Linked DNA regions of Mus musculus: region 2 is linked to region 1. A link is a loop called in an ENCODE intact Hi-C map of the cell type or tissue named here. Cell type or tissue: left cerebral cortex. All regions are shown on one strand.

What was found. A loop is a pair of places that touch in the nucleus more often than their neighbours do. Peaks named below come from ENCODE experiments on the same cell type or tissue, not always from the same donor. Only the 100,000 strongest peaks of a DNase experiment are listed, where the experiment ranks them.
Region 2: it touches region 1 in a loop (2.2-fold over the local background); 1 of 42 quality-filtered maps calls a loop at or near these places.

Annotation. Positions count from the first base shown.
Region 1 is chr19:46,501,774-46,504,273 of GRCm38, forward strand. It overlaps Trim8 (tripartite motif-containing 8), which reads left to right. Exons shown (of 6, transcript NM_053100.2): 1 at 1-1,240. The coding sequence starts at 671. Among named protein-coding and RNA genes, the nearest start is that of Trim8, 1.4 kb to the left of the region's middle. In left cerebral cortex, CTCF peaks have their summits at 502, 1,099 and 2,402; DNase peaks (open chromatin) are centred at 528, 1,080, 1,754 and 1,920; H3K4me3 peaks cover 2,500 bases; H3K27ac peaks cover 2,500 bases.
Region 2 is chr19:46,328,935-46,331,434 of GRCm38, forward strand. Fbxl15 (F-box and leucine-rich repeat protein 15) reads left to right here. Exons shown (of 4, transcript NM_133694.2): 3 at 154-659; 4 at 1,168-1,512. The coding sequence ends at 1,357. Cuedc2 (CUE domain containing 2) reads right to left here. Exons shown (of 9, transcript NM_001164291.1): 6 at 2,356-2,500; 7 at 2,118-2,179; 8 at 1,986-2,046; 9 at 878-1,900. The coding sequence ends at 1,754. Among named protein-coding and RNA genes, the nearest start is that of Fbxl15, 2.0 kb to the left of the region's middle. In left cerebral cortex, a CTCF peak has its summit at 1,214 (motif pointing left); DNase peaks (open chromatin) are centred at 430 and 1,212; H3K4me3 peaks cover 1,225 bases; H3K27ac peaks cover 889 bases.

The sequences.
Region 1 (2,500 bases):
CCCAGCGCGCACGCAGCGCCCCGGAGTCGGCCCGCCCGCGCCCTGCCACCCGCAGCCGGCCGGCCAGCTGGGGGACGCCTGCGCCACGGCCCGGGGACCGCTGGCGCGCCTTGCTCGCCGGCTCCGGCTCTAGCCAGCCTCGGCGCGGCCGAACTAGCTTCCCGTGCCCCCTCGGACCTCGGCCGGGATCCAGGCGAGGAAGGCGCGGCTCGCACCAGCCAGAAGGTAGCCACTGTCGCCGCCAAAGGAAGAGTGCGGCTCCCCCGCTCGGTGCGCCGCGGGGCGCGCCCCGATGTCAGCCGCGGGGCCGAGCGCAGGCCGTGGGCCGCCGCTGCCCTAGCCGCGCTGCCCCGGAGGCGGCCTGTTATATGGAATTTGGACCACAGCGCTCTCCTCCAGGGCTGGTGCCCGGGCCGCGGCCCTGGCGCAGCCCGCCGCCTCCCGCTAGCCACTCGCCAGGAGGAGGAGACGCAGCCGGCGGCGCGCGCGGCGCGAGGACCCAGGCTCCCTCCTCTGGGGGGCGGGCACGCGGAAGGCGCTGGTGACTGAGCGACTGGCGCGGCCGGCGGGGACCGGAGCTCCGGGCTCGGTGGGTCCCCAGCTGTACCAGACGGATCCCCAGGGTTGGGGACTTAGAGAGGTCTACCCGGGCCCCCTGCCCGCAGCCGCCATGGCGGAGAATTGGAAGAACTGCTTTGAGGAGGAGCTCATCTGCCCCATCTGCCTGCACGTTTTCGTGGAACCGGTGCAGCTGCCATGCAAACATAACTTCTGCCGGGGCTGCATCGGCGAGGCTTGGGCCAAGGACAGTGGCCTTGTGCGCTGCCCGGAGTGCAACCAGGCCTACAATCAGAAGCCGGGCCTGGAGAAGAACCTGAAGCTCACCAACATCGTGGAGAAGTTCAACGCCCTGCACGTGGAGAAGCCGCCGACGGCACTGCACTGCGTGTTCTGTCGCCGCGGCCCCCCGCTGCCGGCACAGAAGGTCTGCCTGCGCTGCGAGGCTCCCTGCTGCCAGTCTCACGTGCAGACGCACCTGCAGCAGCCCTCCACCGCCCGCGGGCACCTCCTGGTGGAGGCGGACGACGTGCGGGCCTGGAGCTGCCCGCAGCACAACGCCTACCGCCTGTACCACTGCGAGGCCGAGCAGGTGGCTGTGTGCCAGTACTGCTGCTACTACAGCGGCGCGCATCAGGGACACTCGGTGTGTGACGTGGAGATACGGAGGAATGAGATACGGGCAAGTACACTGAACGCGTGCGAACACACGCACACGCACACACACACACACACACGACTTGGGAGCCACCCATCCGCACAAGCTGACTCTCGTGACATTAGCCTAGAGGCCCTCTTCCAAACTCTTCCGTAAAAGTTTGGGGGGCAAGGTCCTGGGGGAAAGGCCCTGGCTGCTGGATGCATTCTCGCACCTGCGCCCTTAAGATCTCTCCTTCAGTCATTTATGGAATTGGGGGGAGGCTGTTAGAAGTAGTTTGGAGTGTTGCTTTTCTGTTTTGCGCAGTTTCCCCCCCCCGCCCCCCGCATTGTTTCTGTAAGCTCTACGGGAAGTCACCAAGGCAGTGACCCCGGTCCTGCTTCTCCAGCTGCTGTTTATGTAATGAGTGTCCTGGTGCCGCTGCTGTGGCTGACATGATCCATGATGCTGGCATACCAATGAGGAAGTAAACAAAGCAGCCATGTTAGTTTTCAGCTCTACTGGAAACACTCTGGGGGTTGGGGGGAGCTTCCGGAGATAGAGAAGAACTCTGGCATCTAGCTGGGCAAGGCCTGGGTGTCCAGAGGAGTCCCCGACTGTCGGCTCTTCTAATCCGTCCTAGTAGACGCTCCCCAGGCTAAAGCTGCTCTCTCTATACTTGAATGCTGCCTGCGCCTGGCATGAACAAACCTTAAAGTATGTGACTTCTTCACCCTGGGCTCTTTCCTCCCAGCCCTGCCCTCTTACACGGCCCTCCCACATTTAGGGAGGGGACGGGGAAGACGGAAAAAGAGTCCTGTGGGTTTAAGGTTGAGCCGCGTTGAAATCTGGTTTCAGGCAGCTGGCTCCCCTGGGCTGCCGGCTGGGTGATTACGAACCGCACCCCCTCCCATTGTATACACCCTACTGCAGCAGCCAATGTCAAAACCGCCTTCCCCCTCTTAGGCCTCTGGGCCTGGCTAGGGAACTGGAGTGGGGCATACTTCCGTCCCTTTCACTGGAAGGGGGCTCCTCCCAGGTTCCTCTCGGGTCCCTTGCCACTCTGGGTTGAGTCACACCGGGAAGAAGGAGTCGAGCTAAGACTGAGCCATCTTGAAAGCTCTTGCTAGGGGTCTTAAGATAAGGGAGCTGGGCTGGGTTTGGTAGGAACTGGGAGTGTGTGTTTAGGGTGGGGGCCCCTGGAGGCCAACAAGGCTGCTGCAGTAGGAGGAAGCTGGGCCTGTCCAGAATGTAGATGCGGGCTGTTTCCTTGGTGGTTGTGGGGGCTGGACGGAGACAAGGAGG
Region 2 (2,500 bases), 170 kb before region 1:
GGGTGAGACGTGGAGAATTCCAGAGGGCAGCGGCTCGGAGGGAGCTCGGTGTCCCTTCTGGGAGGGCAGGGGGCAAAGTCCCGAAGTTAGGCGGCTGCCAGGCAGTGGCCCGCCCCGGGGACAGACTTGAGTCTCCGTGTCTCCCGCCCGTAGGTGGGTCCACAGATTCCACGGGCGGCACTAGCCCGGCTACTGCGGGATGCTGAGGGGCTGCAGGAGCTGGCGCTGGCTCCGTGTCACGAATGGCTGTCGGACGAGGACCTGGTGCCGGTGCTGGCACGGAATCCACAGCTCCGGAGCGTAGCGCTGGCCGGCTGCGGCCAACTGAGTCGCCGAGCCCTGGGGGCGCTGGCTGAGGGCTGCCCGCGTCTGCAGCGCCTTTCCCTCGCTCACTGTGACTGGGTGGACGGGCTGGCACTGCGTGGCCTCGCTGACCGCTGCCCGGCTCTGGAGGAGCTAGACCTCACCGCCTGTCGTCAACTCAAGGACGAGGCCATCGTGTACCTGGCGCAGAGACGCGGCGCGGGCCTCCGCAGCCTCTCATTAGCAGTCAACGCCAATGTTGGGGACACTGCGGTTCAAGAGTTGGCTCGAAACTGCCCGCAGCTCGAGCACCTAGACCTCACCGGCTGCCTTCGGGTCGGAAGCGACGGTGTCAGGTGCCTGGGCATGGGGGCGGTACTGTAGGAAGTGGGCAGTCACTTTGGGGATAGGGAGGTGGGTTGTACTTGTCAAAGACCCATTAGAAAGACCTCTGGCATTTTTTAGGCTAGAAAGTGTACAATTAAAAACAAAACAAAACCAAAAACCAAAACCAAAACAACCCCCCCAAAAAAAAAACAAAAACAAAAAATAAACAGACTTGGGAGCCAAGATTGACACACTGAGAAATGTCACATAAAGTTGATTTCTGGCATTTCTGCAACAAGGTGGGTAATCTAGAAACACTGGAAGGAACTATGGATTGGTACTCTCTAAGAACCAGAAACCCCAAATGAGCCTGGAGTCTGTAATTCCTTCCTGGCCCCTTCCTTTAGGTACAGTAAAAAAGAGCAGACCCTGAGCTGGAGGGAAAGCTAGAACTTGCTGGAGCCAGCTGCGGGTTTAGAGGGCTGGCCCTCCAGACCGTGAGATTCAGCACCTAGCATCACCATACTCCTCCCTCAGGACACTGGCCGAGTACTGCCCGGCGCTGCGCTCTCTGCGGGTGCGGCACTGCCACCATGTGGCTGAACCGAGCCTGAGCCGCTTGCGGAAGCGTGGTGTGGACATCGACGTGGAACCACCCCTGCACCAGGCTCTGGTGCTACTCCAGGACATGGCAGGCTTCGCACCCTTTGTCAACCTACAGGTCTGACTAACTTTCCTTGGGGTGGGAGCACAGCTGGACTGTGTAGCCCGGGCTTGACCCTGAGCCATAGGGAAACTGAACTGTGGGGGCCTGTGGTTGACAGGCCTGTGAAATCCCCTGTCCCACCCTGGAATTTCAAATAAAGAGCTTTTTACCCCTTCTTGCGTGGTGCATAGGGGACGGGAAGCTGGGAACTAGTCAGAGAGACAGGTTTTTTCCCTGCCCTGGGGGCAGAAATGAGCAGAATGAGCATATACCTTCCTTGGACCACTTTTACTGTGCTCTTGAAGGAAGCCCCAAGAATAGAACACTAGAGCAAGGGCCTCCAGAAGGGACAGGGTGGATGGGAGGGTGTCTGCATCCCTCTGGGATCAGCAGTGCTCGGCAGGATCCAGCACTGTCTCAGTGGAAGCGGTACTTTCTGGCCGGCTTGAGGTTGATGTATGTGGCCTTCATCTCCTCGGCCTCAGGGTTCCGGACATCTTTGAATCGCTCTCCCTTGGTGCTCACTACTTGGTTGTCGATGTATCGGATCAGCTTCTTGGGGGCCTGTCAGGCAATCAAGCAATGAATGACGAAAACCAGGGCTTGGCACAGCTCATTCCACACCCCCCAGCTGCAGACCCCCTCTTACCTCCTTGGGAGCCATAGGTCGGTGAGTCTTCTGGTCCTCCGCCCTGTCCACCATCATGTACCTGCCAAACGGACTGGGTGAAGCTCCGGCCACCTGGAAGACCCTCCAAGGCCCTGCCCAGCCCAGACTTACTTCTGAAGGATGAAAGACTTCAAGTCATCCTTTTGGGGGCCTCTGAGACGCCTGGGCAAGTCCTGCAGAGACGGGAGACCTATGCTAAGCCCAGTGGTAACAACATGAGCAGAGATGAAGACAGGCAGGGTATGCACTTAGCAAGAAGGGCAGCGATGAGGACAGGCAGGCTGTGCACTTAGCAAGAAGGCCTAATGGAGCTGAGGTTACTAGGGCGGGGGGGGCTGAGAGAGGATACCTGACTTGGGCCGTCCCAGCCTGGAGGCCCCTCTTCCTTGCCCTCTACCAGCATGTGCACAGCTTCCTCCAAGTCCCCCCGAGCTTTGGCCAGCACCCACTGGGCCTGCTCCATAGAGCAGGTAGGGAAGACCTCCAGGAGCACA